3 separate regions of the Homo sapiens genome follow, and all the other regions are linked to region 1. Evidence: chromatin contacts called from ENCODE Hi-C or POLR2A ChIA-PET data. All regions are on one chromosome and are shown on one strand. Each heading gives the region's core, a stretch centred on a gene start or an enhancer-like site at or near the end of the contact. The rest is flanking DNA. Distances are from core to core; before and after follow the strand shown. Region 1 holds the start of KCNMB4 (potassium calcium-activated channel subfamily M regulatory beta subunit 4). Region 2 overlaps PTPRR (protein tyrosine phosphatase receptor type R). Region 3 has its middle 160 kb from the start of MYRFL.

The links. Hi-C counts contacts between places; a loop is a spot of excess contacts on that map. ChIA-PET counts read pairs that join two places held with the same protein, here RNA polymerase II (POLR2A). Pooled maps may share reads with other maps.
Region 2: a loop to region 1 is called in a map of heart right ventricle, with 4 times the contacts of the local background. The contact joins the enhancer-like site here to the promoter of KCNMB4 in region 1. A Hi-C loop is called at or near these places in 6 of 168 maps with a recorded cell type or tissue (Calu3, PC-3, chondrocyte and 3 more) and 14 of 50 pooled maps.
Region 3: a map of IMR-90 shows a loop between it and region 1 (3-fold over the local background). The contact joins the enhancer-like site here to the promoter of KCNMB4 in region 1. A Hi-C loop is called at or near these places in 5 of 168 maps with a recorded cell type or tissue (Calu3, HepG2, IMR-90 and 2 more) and 6 of 50 pooled maps. POLR2A ChIA-PET finds 5 or more read pairs at or near these places in 1 of 52 experiments (naive thymus-derived CD4-positive, alpha-beta T cell).

What each region holds. Positions count from the first base shown.
Region 1 is chr12:70,365,037-70,367,830 of GRCh38, forward strand. KCNMB4 (potassium calcium-activated channel subfamily M regulatory beta subunit 4) reads left to right here and starts at 1,254. Exons shown (of 3, transcript NM_014505.6): 1 at 1,254-2,034. The coding sequence starts at 1,699. RefSeq lists a silencer at 1,070-1,309.
Region 2 is chr12:70,720,835-70,723,561 of GRCh38, forward strand. All of the region lies in intron 6 of PTPRR (protein tyrosine phosphatase receptor type R), which reads right to left. All of the region lies in intron 1 of LOC124902960 (a long non-coding RNA gene), which reads left to right. Among named protein-coding and RNA genes, the nearest start is that of PTPRB, 85 kb to the left of the region's middle. Within about 2 kb of position 1,263, at least 3 of the 41 ENCODE cell types and tissues checked have a DNase peak (open chromatin) inside an H3K27ac peak, as active enhancers do; they include endothelial cell of umbilical vein and heart right ventricle, where a contact is called at or near this core.
Region 3 is chr12:69,986,655-69,989,354 of GRCh38, forward strand. No RefSeq gene overlaps it. Among named protein-coding and RNA genes, the nearest start is that of MYRFL, 160 kb to the left of the region's middle. Within about 2 kb of position 1,282, at least 12 of the 41 ENCODE cell types and tissues checked have a DNase peak (open chromatin) inside an H3K27ac peak, as active enhancers do; they include IMR-90, where a contact is called at or near this core.

The DNA of each region.
Region 1 (2,794 bases), core at 4-2,503:
TATTCTTCGAAATGTACATATAAATAGTTCTCAAGTTTGATTTTATGATAAAAGTGTAGTTTGGGAAAAGGTCATTCTAACTTTAAAAAGGTCGCGAAAACAATAGAGGCTGAAGCATTGTTAGCGTAATTGGGGGAGGAGGGAGCAACGGCAAGAATTAAGAGCAGAACACAGGTCTAGAAACAGTACCTGTCCCAAAGTGGGTCTGCCCGGCGCTGTCGCTTTAAGCAGCGCTCCTGGAAACCTCATCTACAAATCCTGGGGCGGGTCAGGGGTGGCAAGACTCCTAAGGAGGGAAACGACAGAAATGATTCTGTTCTTGCGAGCCCCAAAGCAAGAGTACTTTTCTGATGGGTAAAGTGGTATTTCTTTCCAGGCTGCAAAGCTCTCCACCTTTTTCCTTTGGTCTCAGTCAGCCCCAGCCATGGGGGCAAATCAAGTTGGGGTCAACTCGGCTGCCAGAGACCTAAGTTGCCACAAGGGTCACCGACGACCTAAGCAGCAAGTTTCCTTCGTCCAGCCTCCTGCCCCCACGCACATTGCCTCCACAGCAAACTCCACCTGACTCAGCTTGTTTAACTCCAATCCTGCAGCCCTCCCGGCCTCAGCAGGGTCAGGGGGCGCGGGTCTGCGCCAAGACGGTTAGGAGGCCCAAGTCCTGGGACTGGACGGTTACTGCGCTCCCTTGGGCGCAGCCGCTGGCGGCGTGGGCGCGGCTGGGTCACGCCTCCGGCACCACCGCGCGCCAGCCCGCCCGTGGCATGGGAACCTGCGATTCAGTCGTCCCCGGGGACCTCCCAGCGCACACCGCTAGCCTGGGGCTTTCACCTCGATCCGCCCGGCCTGGGCGGCTCGTGTCCTCCCACACCGCCACCCGTGCCCGCTTCCCGGGGTGCGCCCGGAGCCTGGCCGCTCTCCCTGCAGGTGACCAGTACTCGTTTGGAGTTCAAGATTCCCGCCGCTCCACTTGAACTCCACCCTCCCCTCTTATTATTATTATTATTTTAACTTCCCTCCGGTTAAGCTAAATTGATCTTAATCTTTCATCTCGGACGTCCCTCTAAGGGGAGTGAGCGAAGATTCCGATTGCAAGTCGCCGCTGTCGCTTGTGCCCGTCAGCCCCTCGCCCAAAGGAGACGCCCCCGGGCGGGGCGGGGCGGAGCGGGGCGGGGCGGAAGGGCCCGGGTCTGCTGCGGACGGGGCGGGGCGGAGCCTCCTCCTGCACGGGGGAGCCCCCGGGCTCGCCCCAGCTCAGACACTCCTAGCCTTGGGGCAGCTGCCGGGCGAGTCAGCGGAGTAGCGGCCAGCGGGCGATGGAGACAGAGAGACACCCGACGAGAGGAGGCGGGGTGGGGGAGGCGGGGAGAGTGCGGGGGCGGAGGCTGGCAGGGGGCGCTGGAAGCTGGAGCGGTCCGTGCGCTCCCCGCGCCCGAGGGTGCAGGAGGCTCTGAAGCGGCTGCTGCACCGCGGGGCCCAGGCGGCGGCTGGGGGGCTGGGGGGCGCTGCCGCCGCCGCCGCCGGGGGCGTCGCTGGCCTCGGCCCCTTTGTTCTCGCGCGCTCCCCCTCGCCGCCCACTCCCCTGCTGTCGCGCGGCGGCGGCGGTGGCGGCGGCGGCTCCTCCCGCCCGAGGCAGTCGGGCTCGGCGCCGGGGGCGGGAGGGGGCGGGGGGAGCACGCCAGCCGCCGAGAGTGGGGGGCGATGGCGAAGCTCCGGGTGGCTTACGAGTACACGGAAGCCGAGGACAAGAGCATCCGGCTCGGCTTGTTTCTCATCATCTCCGGCGTCGTGTCGCTCTTCATCTTCGGCTTCTGCTGGCTGAGTCCCGCGCTGCAGGATCTGCAAGCCACGGAGGCCAATTGCACGGTGCTGTCGGTGCAGCAGATCGGCGAGGTGTTCGAGTGCACCTTCACCTGTGGCGCCGACTGCAGGGGCACCTCGCAGTACCCCTGCGTCCAGGTCTACGTGAACAACTCTGAGTCCAACTCTAGGGCGCTGCTGCACAGCGACGAGCACCAGCTCCTGACCAACCCCAAGGTAAGAACGCCCCGCGCACCCAGGGGCTCCCCGCGAGGGAGGTTTGGAGGCAGCGTCGGTGTTAGACTCCGCGCGGGGAGGGTTCGGCGTGTGCTCGCATTGCTAGGAGGAGACCAGGTGGCGCAGGCTGTGCTCAAACCAGGAATGACTACATCAGGGAGCCCCAGGGCTCCGGTCTTTTCAGGTGGGTTTACGCGCGGCGACCAGTGGTGCCCAGAGGCTTACTTTAAAACCTGTCTTGCCTGGTCTCAGATTTTGAGGCCTCGACCCAGTCCGGGTCCTGCGCCTACCGGACTGGGTTTGGAGAAGTGCAAGGAGCCAAGAAAGTTAACTTTTCCTCCATTTAAAGCCAGTGGTTAGCGGGGATCCACCTACTCCAGCTCACGGTCAAGGTCCGAGCTTCAGCTGGTCTCATCTAGAACTCAGATGGAATGACCTTCCTTGAAAGGTCGAGGGGACTCTCGAAAGTTGTGAGAGAGTTCCTCACCTTTTCGCTCTACATAGGCATTTTCAACTTGGGGTTCAAAGATAAGCTTTTGTGGCTTGACAAACGACCCGGAATCAAATGTGGAATATTGCGGGTCCATTTTGGGAAGTACAGAGGGCTCCTAGTTTTCATGAAATAGATTCTCAAAAGAGTCTACAGGGAGCCTAGTTACCCTTTGTGTTTAGGGACAGTCAGGAGTCGTCTGGAGAACAGTAAAACTTGCTGAAAATAGAAAACCTTCAGTGAAATGTACCTAATATGACTTCTCTGACA
Region 2 (2,727 bases), core at 13-2,512, 360 kb after region 1:
ATTTGAATATGCTTGATACATAATCTTATTTCACCCCACTCCCTCATCTTCGACTCCAATAACTTTTTCTATTTGGTTTCAGATTAAAGCTCAGATTTGGTTCTTCACTGAATAGGGTTTGCCTATATAGAGGTGCTCCTTAACAGCACTGCTTTCTAGTATAAGCATGTCAACACAGGTTTAGTTATTTAAAATGCATATCTTATATAAACCAGATAATCCACAAAAACACTCGTGCCATATTCCCCTAAAAGAAATGTGTTGCAGGCATATACCCATTGTTACTTCTCTTGCTTGGAAGTCCTGCAAAAGCTCTTACTTACACATGGTACTGCCAAATATCCTAAAGTTCTCCAGTTAGAAATAGGTTAGAAATATACCGAGGAGTTAGAAATATACTGAGGAGAACCAAGAGAACAGTTTTGATTAGAGTCTGAGTCAGTCAACATTGCACATATATAAAACTTCTGTCTAAGAATAGGTAATTTATCTATCCTGGCAGAGCATTTCATGAGGGGCACCGCTATTGTGAATAACAATGGACAGCCACCTCCCTTGGGCACAACCCTTTCCTCGGCTGATGGAACAGCAGGTGGAAAGAAGAGCAGGCACACGGTGGATAGCTCCTGTCCAAATAGATTATCACACAAATCAAAAGGTGGACTATTGTGGGGGAGGAATTATAAAATATATTTCAACACATTTTAGGTATTTGGCAGGATTCTGTTTGGGTTCACCATCAGCTTTCTTATAGGGCCTTGGCAAATGCAGTTTCCCTGACTGCTTAGAAATATTTATGATCTTGGGCTTTTTTCTACTAGGCAAAACTGGAATTATGAATTCTGCACAGTATAGGATTCATAACACCGCAAACTTTTCTAGCCCGTTTAATCTTTATTTCACAGGCCTAGCTTTTCTATGGAAGATACCGTAGTGAACAAATAAACAAAGTGGATTGAAATTCGCCCTGCTAATATATCCAGGAAAGGAATCGTTGGGAGGATAGTTGGATGATTATTGGAACTGGCAGGTCAGTGAGGGCAGCAGACTCTCAAAGAGCATGAACATGCTGACCAATTCATTAGAGACTCTACAGCCCAAATTGACCCCAATTTAAAATGTATCCAAATTTTGGCATGGGAAGTATTGTATTAAGAAATAAGAACAAACTAGCAGAGTTTGTTTTCAAAATGAGGGAGGCATAGATGAAAAATGGCTAAAGGCTTTTTTACCCTTTGAAAAATCTGTCCCGGCTATGCGCCCCCCGTGGACGCTTCCTTTCCCACCCACTCCTTTCCTGCTTTCTTACTACCAGAACCCAGGGTCCTTTTAGGTCTTGTGCCTAGGACTTGCAAATGCCTCGGGTGAATAAGAATGCTTTTCCTGTGTAAGAGCACAAGACATTTTAGGAACAGGAAAAGCCTATCCGGTCCAACATACCTGCCCTTTTTAGGTTTATCTAAATCCCACCTTCCTGCATTGTTACCTTCCTTCATCTTCCTATATAGAGATAACATTTCTTGTATGTTTCTCATGATCTCTCCTGTCACTAGACCTGATAAAATTAGACCTATATTTTAGTACCACTCTCGTTAAAACAAATGATTTCTGAAAAGAGTTCGCAAGGCTAGTAAACAGTTTGTAATTTTTCTTTTTTAAGAGTCATAAACCATGAGTTTGAAAGAGGAGACTCCAAAGAAGCTTGACTTGGAGGGACGCGGAGGTCATCCGGCTTGACTTTGTGCTTAGCTTTTATTTATGAGTTATCTTATTTGCCAGAATCTGGGTACCAACATTTTCTCTCAGAGTGTTCAGTGACGAGGGATATGTTTATTTGGGATAAGACTCATTATGAAGAAAATATGCAGGTGGCTAAAGATTAATTACAAGCAGCAGAGGCCTGTTAAAAAGCTTAACATTCTCTGAGCCCTTCCTTGCCCCCTGTTTCACAGTTCATATCTGGAATTTACAATAGAGTGAGGTAAGCCACCCGCCGTCATAAAGAAGGTGAGATATTTATTGAACAGATGTTTCATTACTCAAGAAAATTCACATTTTCAAGTAAAAAGCCAAAAGATGGGCCTTCCACCCAAGTCCCTGAAAAAGATTCTTGGCAGCATTTATATTTAGTGCCTACAAGTTTTACGCACTGAGTTTTTACTGTTTAGATGTGCGGGTCAACAAATCACTGAGAAGACACCAAAACTGTCTGCCAGATGTCGACCACTGATTAATTTGTCTTAAGTTCAGCCAAAAGGGAAGAAAATATGATGGGTGGAGCATGAACAGCAAGCACAATCAACATCTGACCAACCAGGGTTTCCTGTCACCTTGGGAACAAAATTGATTGGCACTGGTTTCCTGTGTACAAGTTAAAAACCAGTAGCAACTGCAGTAACAAGAATAAACTACAGATAAGAGACTTGGAAATTAAATCAAGGCACATCACCAAAATTTCAGCTTGCAACCCTAAGCAGAAAAGTTCCAAGAGAACTTTTTGAGGGCTTTTTTTTTTCCCCTTTTAAGCTATTTTGTATGTAAACTTAATTTTTCTAATTTTGCCACTTCTGGCAATCTGAAATCATTAAAAAGGACACAATTCAAATTTATGTTAGAGGTCATAAATTTTGCCCAGGACTCAATATTTTCTCATTTTTCCAAAGATAAAATCTTATTTATGCATTATAGCGACTTGGTTTTCACTTTATCTTGAATTATAGCTTTTAA
Region 3 (2,700 bases), core at 32-2,531, 380 kb before region 1:
AGTAAACTATCGCAAGAACAAAAAACCAAACACCGCATATTCTCACTCATGGGTGGGAATTGAACAATGAGATCACATGGACACGTGGAGGGGAATATCACACTCTGGGGACTGTGGTGGGGTGGGGGGAGTGGGGAGGGATAGCATTGGGAGATATACCTAAGGCTAGATGACGAGTTAGTGGGTGCAGCGCACCAGCATGGCACATGTATACATATGTAACTAACCTGCACAATGTGCACATGTACCCTAAAACTTAAAGTATAAAAAATAAATAAATAAATAAAGTTATTGGCATGGAAATGAGAAAAAAAAATTTTAAATTATACTTTATGTTCTGGGATACACGTGCAGAATGTGCAGGTTTGTTACATAGGTATACAGGTACCATGGTAGTTTGCTGCACCCGTCAACCTGTCATCTACATTAGGTATTTCTCCTAATGCTATCCCTCCCTAAGCCCCCAACCCCGACAGGCCCCGGTGTGCGATGTTCCCCTCCCTGTGTTCATGAATAACACCAATTTCTATAAGCAAAGAGTCTGAATGGGTGCATGCTCATACTATTATTACCCTTTAGCAATAGTATTAGTACTATTATTAATATTCATTAACTGTAGCCTAAATGAACAAAAAGAAAACACACACAGTTGGAGGCATGGGGCAAAGGAGAGTACTCAGGTGAAAGAAGCACTTATTGAAGCTAACTGAAATTTAGCTTGTTTTTACTTATGTAATGCCAGCTGAATTAGATTATCTCTTTTTCCTTTGCTGAATTGCCGGAATAATTTGGTGCTGTGTGAAAAAAAAAATGCAAGTATAGTGCCCTGTCATTTTTGTTAAAGAAAACAGTTTTGAAAGTTAAGCAAAGTAAACATTTTGCAAAGTTAACTGAAGCAAAATCAGTTTATTTCTGATTTCCAGAGGCAAGTAAATGATGACATGTGATGGACTCCTCACTAAACTATGGGTCATGAAATTCAGGATTTATGTTCACTTTCACCACTAATTGATTGAGTGCATTCTTTTTAACCTCTGGAGAATTGTAGCAGTGGCACTTGCCACATTTCCTACTGAAGTATTTTGCAGATTAGGTCAAATTCTTAAAGTACTAGCACTTTAATGAAACGTACTTGCTCAAAGATTAGGAAAAGCAATGGAGAAGCTGTTTCTTGATTTTATAAAGAATCCAGGAAGTGTTTGAAATACAGTTGGATTTCAACAGATCTTGATTGTGACCTTCCAGAGAGGCATTCATAGGTCTGGAATTTCCCAGGATGCTTTGCCAGGAATTAGTGTTGAATTACCAGAAAATCAGTATGACACGTAGCACACACTTATCTAGATAGTAAGTCAGCACACACACACACACACACACATTCACACACACCTTTCATTGTTGGTGGAGCTGCAATTCAGGAGAAAAGGGAGTGTCCCAAGCAGAGATGGAAATGATTCATTTTATAAGTTGTTCTATAAAATGGTCGCTAGCTGGAAATATACCTTTATTCATAATAAAATGCAAATTCCTTAGATTCTGTACTGTCTTTCATATTTATTTTATCTTATTTTAGATTTATTTTCATAACTCCCCATGCAATTCTCTCAGCGCTTTCTAGTGTCTCATTAATATAAACTATGCTCAATCTAAATCATCTCCATTATTTTCCTCCATTTTCTTTTCTTTCATTCCGTGTGTATGTCCTTGGCAACTTCTCTTTAGCATGAGTCTTCTTTAGAGATTCAAACCTATAGTCCTTTTCTGATAGCACGGATGACATCTCCGTAAATCTGGTCAGGAATCACTCCATATTGTGTCTGAGGATTTCTTTTTTGTCCCTGGGTCTGCATGTTTCCACAGTCAGACTTTCTGTGCCTGGCTGAAAGCCCAAGATATTTAGACTCTCTGGTAAAATAAATCCTTTCCATTTCTGGTTAGTATACTCCCTGAAAATCCATGTGCTACAAGAGAATCCTAGGGTTAAAAATTCAGAGAGCTGCGGGGAGGGGAGAGACAGGGAGGGAAGCCTGGGAAAAGCAGATAGAAAACTTTTGGCTCTTCATCTGGGCTGAGTTACTTAATCACTCTACCTTCGACCAGATCCTCAAGAAACTTCCTGGACTCTCTCAGGAAGCAGATTACTCTATCTGAATGAAATCTTCCGTGGGAAATAAATTGCACAAAGAGAGAAGAAGAAAAAAAAAATGTTTCAAGCTCCCGTATGTATATTTCAAGTGATTTATCCTCTCCCCAGAATTCTTGAGCTTCTTTATTCCCGGGGTTTATTTTGTTTAAAATAACATTCCAGTGACTACCCATAATTCAGCAACCTAGATTCTGTCCAATTTCAGATTAAATAGGTAGCAACTGTCAGACACCATAGTGGAGTTTTCCTGTTTCTTCAAGGGAAAGTGAGGAGTGACTCAAGTATCTTTTCATTTAAATTACCTCAAACTTGGACAAAGCTTATGAAATCCTCTATTTGTCACAAGGTTCAGAGTGCTCAGTAGTAACCTGGATGTATTCTGTTGTGTCTGTTTAGGATCAGTTACAATAATTACGACCCGCCCTCCATATCTGACAGAAAAGTCTATGGGCTCTTTCTCCTTCTCGCTGTCTCCTCGTGTGTGTGTGTGTGTATGTGTGTGTACAGAGGAACACTTAGATGACTTCTTCTCTCACTAACAATTCTATCCACAC